Linked DNA regions of Homo sapiens: region 2 is linked to region 1. Evidence: chromatin loops called from intact Hi-C (ENCODE). Cell type or tissue: stomach. All regions are shown on one strand. Each heading gives the region's core, and the rest is flanking DNA. Links, peaks and the distances in the headings are about the cores only. Region 1 has its middle 130 kb from the start of SLC12A2. Region 2 overlaps FBN2 (fibrillin 2).

Evidence for each region. A loop is a pair of places that touch in the nucleus more often than their neighbours do. Peaks named below come from ENCODE experiments on the same cell type or tissue, not always from the same donor. Only the 100,000 strongest peaks of a DNase experiment are listed, where the experiment ranks them.
Region 2: it touches region 1 in a loop (8-fold over the local background); 79 of 110 quality-filtered maps call a loop at or near these places.

Annotation. Positions count from the first base shown.
Region 1 is chr5:128,210,070-128,215,458 of GRCh38, reverse strand. No RefSeq gene overlaps it. Among named protein-coding and RNA genes, the nearest start is that of SLC12A2, 130 kb to the right of the region's middle. In stomach, for the core only: a CTCF peak has its summit at 1,987 (motif pointing left); a DNase peak (open chromatin) is centred at 1,978; H3K27ac peaks cover 463 bases.
Region 2 is chr5:128,496,736-128,502,124 of GRCh38, reverse strand. All of the region lies in intron 5 of FBN2 (fibrillin 2), which reads left to right. Among named protein-coding and RNA genes, the nearest start is that of FBN2, 39 kb to the left of the region's middle. In stomach, for the core only: a CTCF peak has its summit at 3,092 (motif pointing right); a DNase peak (open chromatin) is centred at 3,074.

The DNA.
Region 1 (5,389 bases), core at 81-5,080:
CATCCCAAGGGCCAAGGGGTAGGAGGCAGGGGGCACTCATTTGTGAGGGGCATGGACAGAGCCTGGACATATGGCCTGGGTGTCTGCACACATGCATGTAAGACCTCTTGGGCAGCTGGGAGGCAGTTCTTCCTGCGTGTTCATGCTGTGGGGTAGAACCTTGAGGGTTCTGGGGACCCACATTCTTCCCAGGCCATCAGGAAGGCATATTTTTCAACTTAGGAGGATAGAACATATTTCATTCAACAGTTTTTAGCTTGACTTCTTACTTTAAAATGATAAATTATTATACAGGGCCTCCATTTATAACTCTTGTTCCAGACCTTGAAAAGCTGAGGGATAGGCCTGGGCTCATGTGTCAGATTTGGGATTTTATTCACCTAAGTTTGTCCTGTGTTTTCTCGTAAAGACTCACAATCCTGAAATGAATTAAAGGAGATGTGGAGCAGTTTGGTTGGCCTGGACTTAAGATTAAAAGGCACATGCAAACTTTACCTGGGAAAAATTTGCAGCCTCTCCAGTTTATATCTAAGTTCTCAAAGAAAAGATGTTTGTAGACTTTTTCTGTGTCTCCAATTCATCAAACCTAAGTTGTCAAAGTCAAGATATTTCAAAAACAACTTTTAAAGGACTTTTTTATCCTTTGATTGTTGAGCTTATCTGAAGTATAACTTCACAAGTATATACTCAGGGAATTATTTCTGTCCTATTGATAATTTAGAAGGATTTGATTGGCTCTACTGAGTAGTCCTTGATAGGGCACATACATTCTGTACTGCAGAGACTGGGTAAGTTTCCTTGTACTGGTTCTGGATATGAGTTTATCCACCGTCACCCATGACCTCCCAGTGGAAGGGAATCCTGATAGTTTCTAATGCCATACGTTGTTATGGACATAAAATAAATAACAATTTGCCAATAAAAAAAATTATTGCCTAGTGTCACTATGGGAAAACTATTTCTGTGACATTAACTTAAGGGTAGAATAGCTAAGAAAAACTTTTATTGATTTATGAGATGAAAGTTTATGAAAACTAGTTTTTATGCCTGAAAGCTCTTTTGAATTTGCAATAATGTTACTAACAGGTAAGCAGACCTTTGGAATCCATATGCCATATTTTAAAATCACACACATGCACACACTTGATCTGATTATTTGGGGTAAGATAAAGGAAGCTCTAAAAAGAAAAAGGTATTTCCTCTGACCCTAGAAGGCTTCCTTCTTCCCCATTTCTTAAATTTATATATCTCGTGTAGATTTTGAAGGTTCATTCTGAAAACTAAACTTGTCTTTATCTTGACTGGCTTTAGAAAAGCGAAAAATTTTATATTTCGAGGAGCCAAGCAGGCTCGAAATTGATTTCTGGCCAACCCACTGACTAACTGGAACCTCAGGAAAAGAATTTAAACTTCCTGAAAGTCAGTGACGTCATCTGTAAAATGGGGGTATTGATACCTGTCTCACAGGTTTCTCTAAGAATTAAGTAGTAGCAGCCATACAAAGTACTTGGCACAGTGCCTGGCTCACAGTGACACTTGATCATGTATCTATAATATTATTGCCATTGCTTTTTCATGATTAGTTCCTGAGACTTGCTGTTGTTAAAGTGTATTAACTTTGCAATTTCTCTACCATTTCTTTCAAACAAATACTTGGATAAAAACTGATAATTTTTCAAACATATCTTTGAAATCTTTCAAACAAATACTTGGATAAAAACTGCAATTTGTCTACCATTTCTTTCAAACAAATACTTGGATAAAAACTGATAATTTGATAGATTCTTGTCAGTGCCTGCCTGCCTCCTCAGATGAGTATATTGGTGGGCCAGAGCAAATGGCCTTGGATTAGCATCCGCTCCTTCCCCACACCTACTCAGGCCAAACAGCCTCAACACTACATTGCTAACACAACAGAATCAACATTTCAGCCCCGAATTTTCAATGTTTGCCACAGTTCACCCGCTTCCAACAGCAGTTTCCTCAAAAACAAGGGCAACATCGCCATCTACTGTTGCCACACAATCACTGAAGAGAAAATTGCTTGCTCTTAACAAAGTAAAGAAACTGGGAACATTTTTGTTTGATACCTTATAAAATCATTCCATTTCTACTTCAGCTACCAGAAGAAGCCCTATTTTTACAGAGGTTCACTGTTTGAACACCTCTTGGTGGGACCTGAAAGTGGCTTGAGAGTGAGCATGGGCCCTGGCTGCATTTAGTCAAATTTCTTCTCCCAAATTTTGTATCATGTGTATCTTCGAACTTTCACCCTCAACTTATTTATACTTAAAAATGACTGATGGGTGGCAATTTGTGTGTGGTTTGGCATCTCCACTGTGCAAATTGGATGGGCAGTGGGTTCAGAGAAGTGGGGGAATAGTGAGAAATAGTGAGGCCAATCTTTCCGGTTACTGCTCTAAGGGGTTATCCTGGCTTATCACATTCACATAAGAGCCTGTGAGAGTGAAGTCCACTCCCTAGATCAGTGCCCTTGTGCCTCACCACCAAGTCTTAAACCTGTCCCCACCCCACAGACAGCTGACAGCAGTGTCATCTAAATGTAATTTTTGCCCTCTGCCTCAACTGTGATTTATTACTGCGTGCTAACAAATGGCCATCCAAAGCTTTTAACTGTAAAGTGGTTTTGGAAGCAGTTTGTATGAAGGAAACTTTGCAAAAGCAAGCCCTAAGTACTGAACCATGTTGGAGAAGAGGTGCCCTTTTGTACATCACTTTTGTGCACATTCTTGTCTGGCTTTTTATTTTTCCATCACCTCACTCGGCACAGGAAAGCATCTTTCATCTTGGTGTGGCTGTCTTCCACACTGCAGTATTAGTTCAGTCTCTGGTGGACTATTCTGGCCTCTGGGTGTGTGCCTCAGATGCTAAGCAAAACTGTAAGACTGCTGTGTAATAAGTTGGGAGGTGACAGTTCATTTTGCACAGACAATAATATAAAGTGCCTTTACGTCATACCAGAATTAGCTGCACACTCCCTCACAAAGAACAAGGCCCCCTTTTCATGTCCCAGGCAGGAAGCAAAGTGACTTAGAACAAGTGGGATTTTTTTACATCTTTGAAAGTGTTTGTCTCCACCACAGGACCGGATGCCAGACCTTAGATTCCAGCTCCTTTCGGGGTCATTTCCCTCTTGGAATCAGGATCAAGGTGGGCAGAGCCTACGGTCAGGCCACAGTACACTCTTGGGAGAGGCAGCTTGGATTACTTTAGCACAAGGGACTTTCCAAAACCAAAGTTATTAGGAAAAGCAGAATGGAGAATATTTGGAAAAAATGCTGTTAACACCTGATCCACACGTTCTTTCCTTCCCCTGTGCTGCTCATAATCACTTACAGACGCTGAGGTGTGTAGGAACGGACAGGCAACCTCAGCCTGCAGAGACCCCAAGACATGACAACATGGAAGCCTCACCTCGGATACCGTTTCTGGTTTGATTCTAATTATACATTTAAATTTCAGGGGAAACTTTAACAAGAAAAAACATAACCCCACTAGTGTTTTCTTTTTTGCATGCTTCGTTGTAGTATTTTGCTCTTTCTTTCAATTACACAGACCTGTTAAAATTTGTTACTATGATTTTAGACTTGTCTGTTTCTCCTGGTAGGTCTGTCAACTTTCCTTTATATATTGTGAGACTGTATAATAAATGCATGTAAATTTTTTATCTATTTTCTTTTTTATGGGAGGTTTTTTTATTTTCCAGCTTTATTTAGGTGTAACTGACAAAATTGTATTACTGTTAGGTGTACAGTGTGATGATTTAATATGTGTATATATTGCAAGATAATTATTGCAATCAAGTTAGCTAGCTATCTCTTCACCTAGTTATTTTTTTTGTATAACATTTAAGAGCTACTCTTTTAGCAAAATTCAAGTGTACAACACAGTATTGTTATAGTCACTATGCTGTACATTAGATCCCCAGAACTTAAAACTGAAAGTTTGTACCCTTTAACCATTATTTCCCCATCTCCCCCACCCCCCAGCCCCTGGCAACCACTATTCTATGATCCATTTCTATGAGTTTAGCTTTTTTTAGATTCTGCATATAAGTGAAATCATACAGTATTTGCCTTTCTTTGTCTTACTTAATTCACTTAGCCTAACACCCTCAGGTTCATCCATGTTGTCGCAAATGGCAGGATTTGCTTCCTTTTTAAGGTGAAATAATATTTCATTGTATATACATATACAACACAATTTCTTTATCCATTCATTGTCAATGGACACTTAGGTCTTTTTCATATCTTGGCTATTAGCTGCAATGAACATGAGAGTGCAGATATCTCTTGGAAATACTGATTTCATTTCCTCTATCATACATGCTATTAAATGCATGCAAATCTTAAGTTATTTTATCTCTCCCTTAAACCTTTTATCATTCAAGAGCAACTTTATTTTTAAGTAATGCTTTATGCCTGAAAGTTTCTTTTGTCTGATATTAATATAGACCACACCAGTCTTCTTTTCTTTATACTTTTATCAGGTATACTCTTTCATCATTTTAATCTCAACTATTTATCATTAATATTATTTAGATGTATCTAAATATAATCATTTTATGTATTTTTATTATATATATAATTATATATATTTATATATAATTATATATTTTATATATTAAAATATATATAATTTTATAAATATATAAATTTATATAAATAAATCTATATAATAAAATAATATAAATATTATTTAGATGTATCTAAATTATGTTATTTAGATGTATAATATATAGATTTAATATATAAATAATATAAATATATTTATATTATTTAGATGTATCTAAATATTTATATTTAGATGTATTCATATTCATATTATCTAGATTTATCTCTTGTTAAACAACATATGGTTGGGTTTTTTTTTGTTTTTCTAAACAAGCATTCTTTTTTCTTTTAACTGGAGGATATGACCCATATGGCTTTAGTGTAATTACAATTTTGTATTTTGTTTGTTCCTTCCATATTTCCTTTTTGGAGATTGCTTGAGAATTTTTTACCTTTTTCCTTCTCTTAATTTGGAAGATATCCTTTTTTTCCTCCCCCTAGAGACAGGTTTCACTCTGTTGCCCAAGATGGAGTACAGTGGCTCAATCATAGCTCACTACAGCCTTGATCTCCTAGGCTCAAGAAATCCCCCTGCCTTAGCCTCCTCAGTAGCTAGAACTATAGGCACAAGCCACCATGCCTGGCTCAATTTTTTTTCTTTCTTTCCTTTTTTTTTTTTTAACTTTCTCGTAGAGATAGGGTCTTGTTATATTGCCCAGGCTGGCCTTGAATTCCTGGCCTCAAGTGATCCTCCCACCTCAGCCTCCTAAGTAGCTGGGATTACAGGCATGAGCCATCATGCCCAGTCAAATTTA
Region 2 (5,389 bases), core at 329-5,328, 290 kb before region 1:
CTATGAAGAAGTCTGACTCTAGCCTGATCTTTCTTCTCCTAAGTCACTTGCTGTTTTTTCCTGGATACCCAAAGGGTTTTTACTTTATAATCATGTATATATTTTTTTCTGTACTAGTTTTAGTGAAAAGCATGTGATCATTTGATTTGGAATGATAGTCTTCTTCCTTAATTTTGGAGAAATGTTCTGTTGTGTCTTCGAGTCATTTTTCTCCATTTTTAGGTTCTCTACTTCAAGTATATTGATTTCTTTTTTTAGACTTTTGATCTTTTATCCACTCTTTACTTCTTTTGATCTTTATCAGTAATTCTTTTTAGCAGTGTCTGTTCTGTTGTTTTTGCCAATTAGTGTAATGGTTTTATAATCATATAAGATATCTTACTTTGTTTTTAGTTTATTTAGAAGTTTCTCTTTTATTTCACTGTTTTGTTTGATCATTTAGACTTTATTTAGCCCTTTTGTTACTGAATTCATTTCCTTATATATTTATTAACAAATAGCTTTGTAATACAAAGAAATCATGCATAATTTTCTTTTGTTTTCTCATTATTTTTTCCTACAATGCAGTATTCTTTTCTTAATCTGCTTTGTGTATTAGGAAAAAATTATAGTATGGTACATAGTTCCCGACCCATTTCTTTCTGTCTTCTGCTTCCTTGAAATGGGCTTTTGCATTAATTTGGTATAGATGAATTTTTCTTTTCTCCCTTTCAGAATTACCTAGGGATTGTTTTCCTTCCCTAGCTCCTGTTTGAGAGCCAGGTATTTCAAGTGCATTATGTTCTGAGCCCCTATGAGGAAAGGAAGAGCACAGCTGGGATTTGGGCAGCAGTGATGAAAGGATCTGAGCTCTGTACTTTCTCAGGTTATTCTTCACATATTTTGTGTCAGGATCACTCCCTCTTGTCATGGAAGTATTCTTTTTCAAAGAGGATATCCCTGAAATTTGAATGATTGCTCCCATTTCAGCTACAGGACCTGATGCACCATTGCTATCAGAAAATCTTGCTTGGTGTTAGTTTTCTGTATTTGTCTCATCATTCCTCAGCATTAGTCTGTCTTCCTTATTGTGATTGTAAGGGGCTTCACCCCAGCCTGCTGCTCCCTGAGAATCCTTTGTTCTTATGTTCTTTGTGCTTAATGCTGAGGATAACTAACCCTGTGTGATGATATAATTCTGTCTTCACTGTCCAGTTTTCTCCCATCTGGTAGAGATCACAATGACTGGGCCTTTCTGTTTTTTTATTTTTGTTTTTGTTTTTGTTTTTTCTTCGAATGCGATGTTATGTGGGTAGGTAGGGATTTTAGTCCTATAATTTTTAACTAATTTATCCATAAGCTAAAGACGAACTCAGCTCTTCAGAAGGAATAGTCAGATTTCGGCCGGGCGCGATGGCTCACGCCTGTAATCCCAGCACTTTAGGAGGCCGAGGCAGGCGGATCACGAGGTCAGGAGATCGAGACCATCCTGGCTAACATGGTGAAACTCCGTCTTTACTAAAAATACAAAAAATTAGCCGGGTGCGGTGGCAGGCGCCTGTAGTCCCAGCTACTCGAGAGAGGCTGAGGCGGGAGAATGGCGTGAACCCGGGAGGCGGAGCTTGCAGTGGGCCGAGATCGCGCCACAGCAGTCCGGCCTGGGTGGAAGAGCGAGACCCTGTCTGAAAAAAAAAAAAAAAAAAAAAAAAAAAAAAGAATTGTCAGAGTCTCATCATTTTCATTCCCTATATCATTTGAGGGAAGAGGGGTTATGACACTCTTCCGTTTCATTCCTTGTCTGTTGTTTTTCAAACATGTCAGGAATTTGGGCATATTTCTTCTTTAGCTGCTGACAGTAAAAGTGTTGTTAGTTTCATTTGACCTTTGTTGTTGTTGTTGTTGTTGTTGTTGTTGTTGATATTAGCTGTGGGAAAGGGAGACTCTGTGATATGGTTTTACTCTACTGTATTTTCCAGGAATTTTTTTTATCACATTTAAAAAGTTTTTGACCTGAAATCTATCTAAAGTCACACAGAAAGCCAGGAGGAGGGGCTTCCAATCGAAGATGATATAGTTTGTGATACTGCAGCTGACATTTAAGACTAATATTGTTGCACTTTATTAAGTGCATATTACTCAATCAAGAAACGTTAATTCTGTGGGTGCCTCATCTTCTGCGAATTAAAGACTGTGTTTCCCATGACCATACTTAATGTCGTGGTTTAATGCATGCAAACTTTTTGCATATGGGCAAAGCCTTATGTTTGTGAATGTCTTCATCTGATTTAGAAATAGCACACAAAGTACATTCCAAATCTTGAACAAGATGGTTTTCATCTTAAAAAAAAAAAGAATTAAGTTCTGAATGTCACAGTAGAGAGTTTAGTTAGAATTTAACAGATTACTGTGTTCTTGAGCGTGTCAATTTACAAGTAATTTCTTGTTTGAAAAATGAGGACATTGGGCTAGATCAGTGTTTACTCATCTTGCTTGGTCATAAGAATCACCAGAGTATTTTTGTCAACAGTATTGATTCCCACATCTGTTCCTTGGAGATTCAAATTCAGTACTCTGAATACAGTGATTTGCAACCATTGTTGCTTATTATCATCACCAGGGAGTTTTTAAAAATCTCGGCACTCAGGCTTCATCCCCTATCAATTACATAAGAATCTCTGGAGCCATAGGACCCATGGCCAAACATTAGCATTTTTTAAAGCCCGCGAAGTAATTGTGCTATAAGGTGAAGTTTGTGAAACATTGGTATAGCATGAGGCCCTTACAAAGTACCCCAGGGCATTTTTATAATTAGCTAGGCTTAAGAAATCATTTATTAAAATATCTCTAATATTTTATCCAATAATTCAATTTTCACATTGAATAGTGCCTAAAATGAAGCCACTCTGGGTATAATTTACTACTAGATTATTTTGAAAGATTTATAATGTCTTAAAATTCTGTTACCAGAATAGATTTTGCCTCTCTCTGATGAGGCAACGCTGGATTTGGAATAGTCAACTTTATGTTAAGGTTTTCTCCATCTCTCATACTTTTAAATCCCAATGTAAGAAGTACATACTCCCTGCAGGGGGCAAAATTGAGCCAAGAATGTTTATAATAGCTTCGAATCTTGGCTTGGTTACTATGTGGTAAACTAAGAAATAACCCAAATAAACTTTAAAAATAATATGTAGAATGACTTGTAAATGAATGGGAAGCTTTATCTAGTTTTTTAAAAAGGAAAATCCTACTCGTTTGAAGGAAATTAATGACAAATCTTGCTAAAACTAAATCTGTATCTTAATCAGTTATTACATTATAGATTTGTAGATTATAGTAAGATTGTAGAGATCATAGTGAAATATATAAAGGAATGTAACCCTGCACACTTTTTAAGTACTACTTATATAATACTTCTCTTTTTAGAATAATTACTGACATTCATAAGTATTCATTTCTTATTTCACAGTTATGTATTTTCTATTGTTTATGACTCTACAAAGCTATAAATAAGTATAGTTTATTTCCCTGCATTTGAGTGAAGCCAGAGGAACTTGAGCTCTCTCTTGTAAAAATATAAATAATTTGTGAAGGAGGTGGTGTCTGAAGAGTCGTTTGATAAAAAGACAGTTTGAGGGCTTGGTTGGTGCTAGGGAATACCAAGGTCCATTTTTTCAGGCACAGAGCACTTGAGGATAAAAACCTAGAGCTGAACTAGACAAGATCAAAGAACAGCTGAGCAGATAATGGAGAAGGAGTTGGAGGAGTGAGGAAGGTACTTTGGGAAATCCCAGTGGAAAGTGCTATATTCATTAATTATCCCGTGACTGGTGAGATGTTGGAGATTTTTGCTTCCATTGGCTGTTATGTATGAACAAGAAAATATATGAGATTTTGCATAAGCCCTAGCCAGACTCTTCAGTAACTTCCAGGTCCCTGTGGGGCCATGCAAGAATCACTTTGATGGTGTCAACCTTCAGAATGGTTTGGGTTTGAATGGTCATCTCTTTCTGGAGTCCCCAAAGGAAGCAAATGTGCTCTGCCCTCTGCATTCCCAGTAATGTGTCTGACACACTGGTCCAACTCTGGGCTCTGCCATGCCTCTCTCCTGCCTCCCTCTGATGTCTCACAGTCCTCCTCAGGACAGAGGGGTTGGGCTTCCTTTTGCTTTTGCTTTTCCTTTTCCTAGTTTCAGGTGGGTGTCAGAAAGGGATAAATTGGTTGAGGCATGAGGGGTTCTAAATTGGGAGTTATTTCACTAAGTATGTTCTGGCATATATAAAGAATTTGGTACATTGCATGATACAAATGGCTAATAATTTTTTTCTGTTACTTAACTAGAATTATGAAACAAACTCTCCTAATCATTCAGTTAAAACTGTTTGGAGATTTTGTGTTAATTATTTTAACTATCACGTTACCAGGAATATTGAAATATGGCTCCACCTCTTCCACTAGCTCAGAGACATCACTGTGAACTAGAAAAAACACCCCCTTTTAAAAACACTTTATTGCCAGAAATTTGTCATGATAAAACATAGAAGTCTAGATCGACTATACTTTGAATTACCTGTGCCTGGAGACTGCAGTATGCCTTTCCTTTTACGTGCTGGTTCTGGATGGTTCAGGCCACTTTCTTGAGTGTTACGATGACAACAAAGCAAATCCCTAAAATTACTTAACCACTTTGTACAAGTTTGAAGTGGACTTGTTGCCCCCACTATTTTGTTCCTCATCCATTTGGGATTAGATTTGTGATGATTATCAAACCAGATCCTAGAAATTCAGCTCATAGTTCAAAGTGGCCCAAGAAAGTGTAATCCACAAATCTCTGAGGATCTAGGATTTCTGGTGTGTACTCATCCATGGTACATCCACATGTGTCATTGTTAAGTTTTCCTAAGTCTGGTGTTTGGTATTCCAGGTGTTGACATGTCATCAGGCTGCCCTTCATTATAACTCAAAACAAGGAACCTATTTCTGTACCTCACTCCCATCTGTTGAAGACACTTAGGAAAGGATATCCTTCAGTCTTAAATCATTGTTCAATTTGTTCTTTTTCTATTTCTTTCTTTCATGGAATATCTTTTCATTTATATTTTTAAACATTTATTTCAACAATGTTTTATACATTTCAGAGTATAGTTTCGTACTTCTTTTGTCAAATTTATTTCTATTTTATTCTTTTTAGTGCTATTGTAATAGAGTTGTTTCAGTTTTATTTTTGAAACATTTATTTCCAGTGTACAGTAATGCAGTTGAGTTTTGTGTATTGATGTTGTATCTTGCAATCTTGCAGAACTTGTTAATTCTAATAGTCTTCAATGGATAATTTAGGATTTTACATGTATTATATATTAAATATATTTTTTCATAATGTATATTTTATAATATACATGAAATGCGTGAG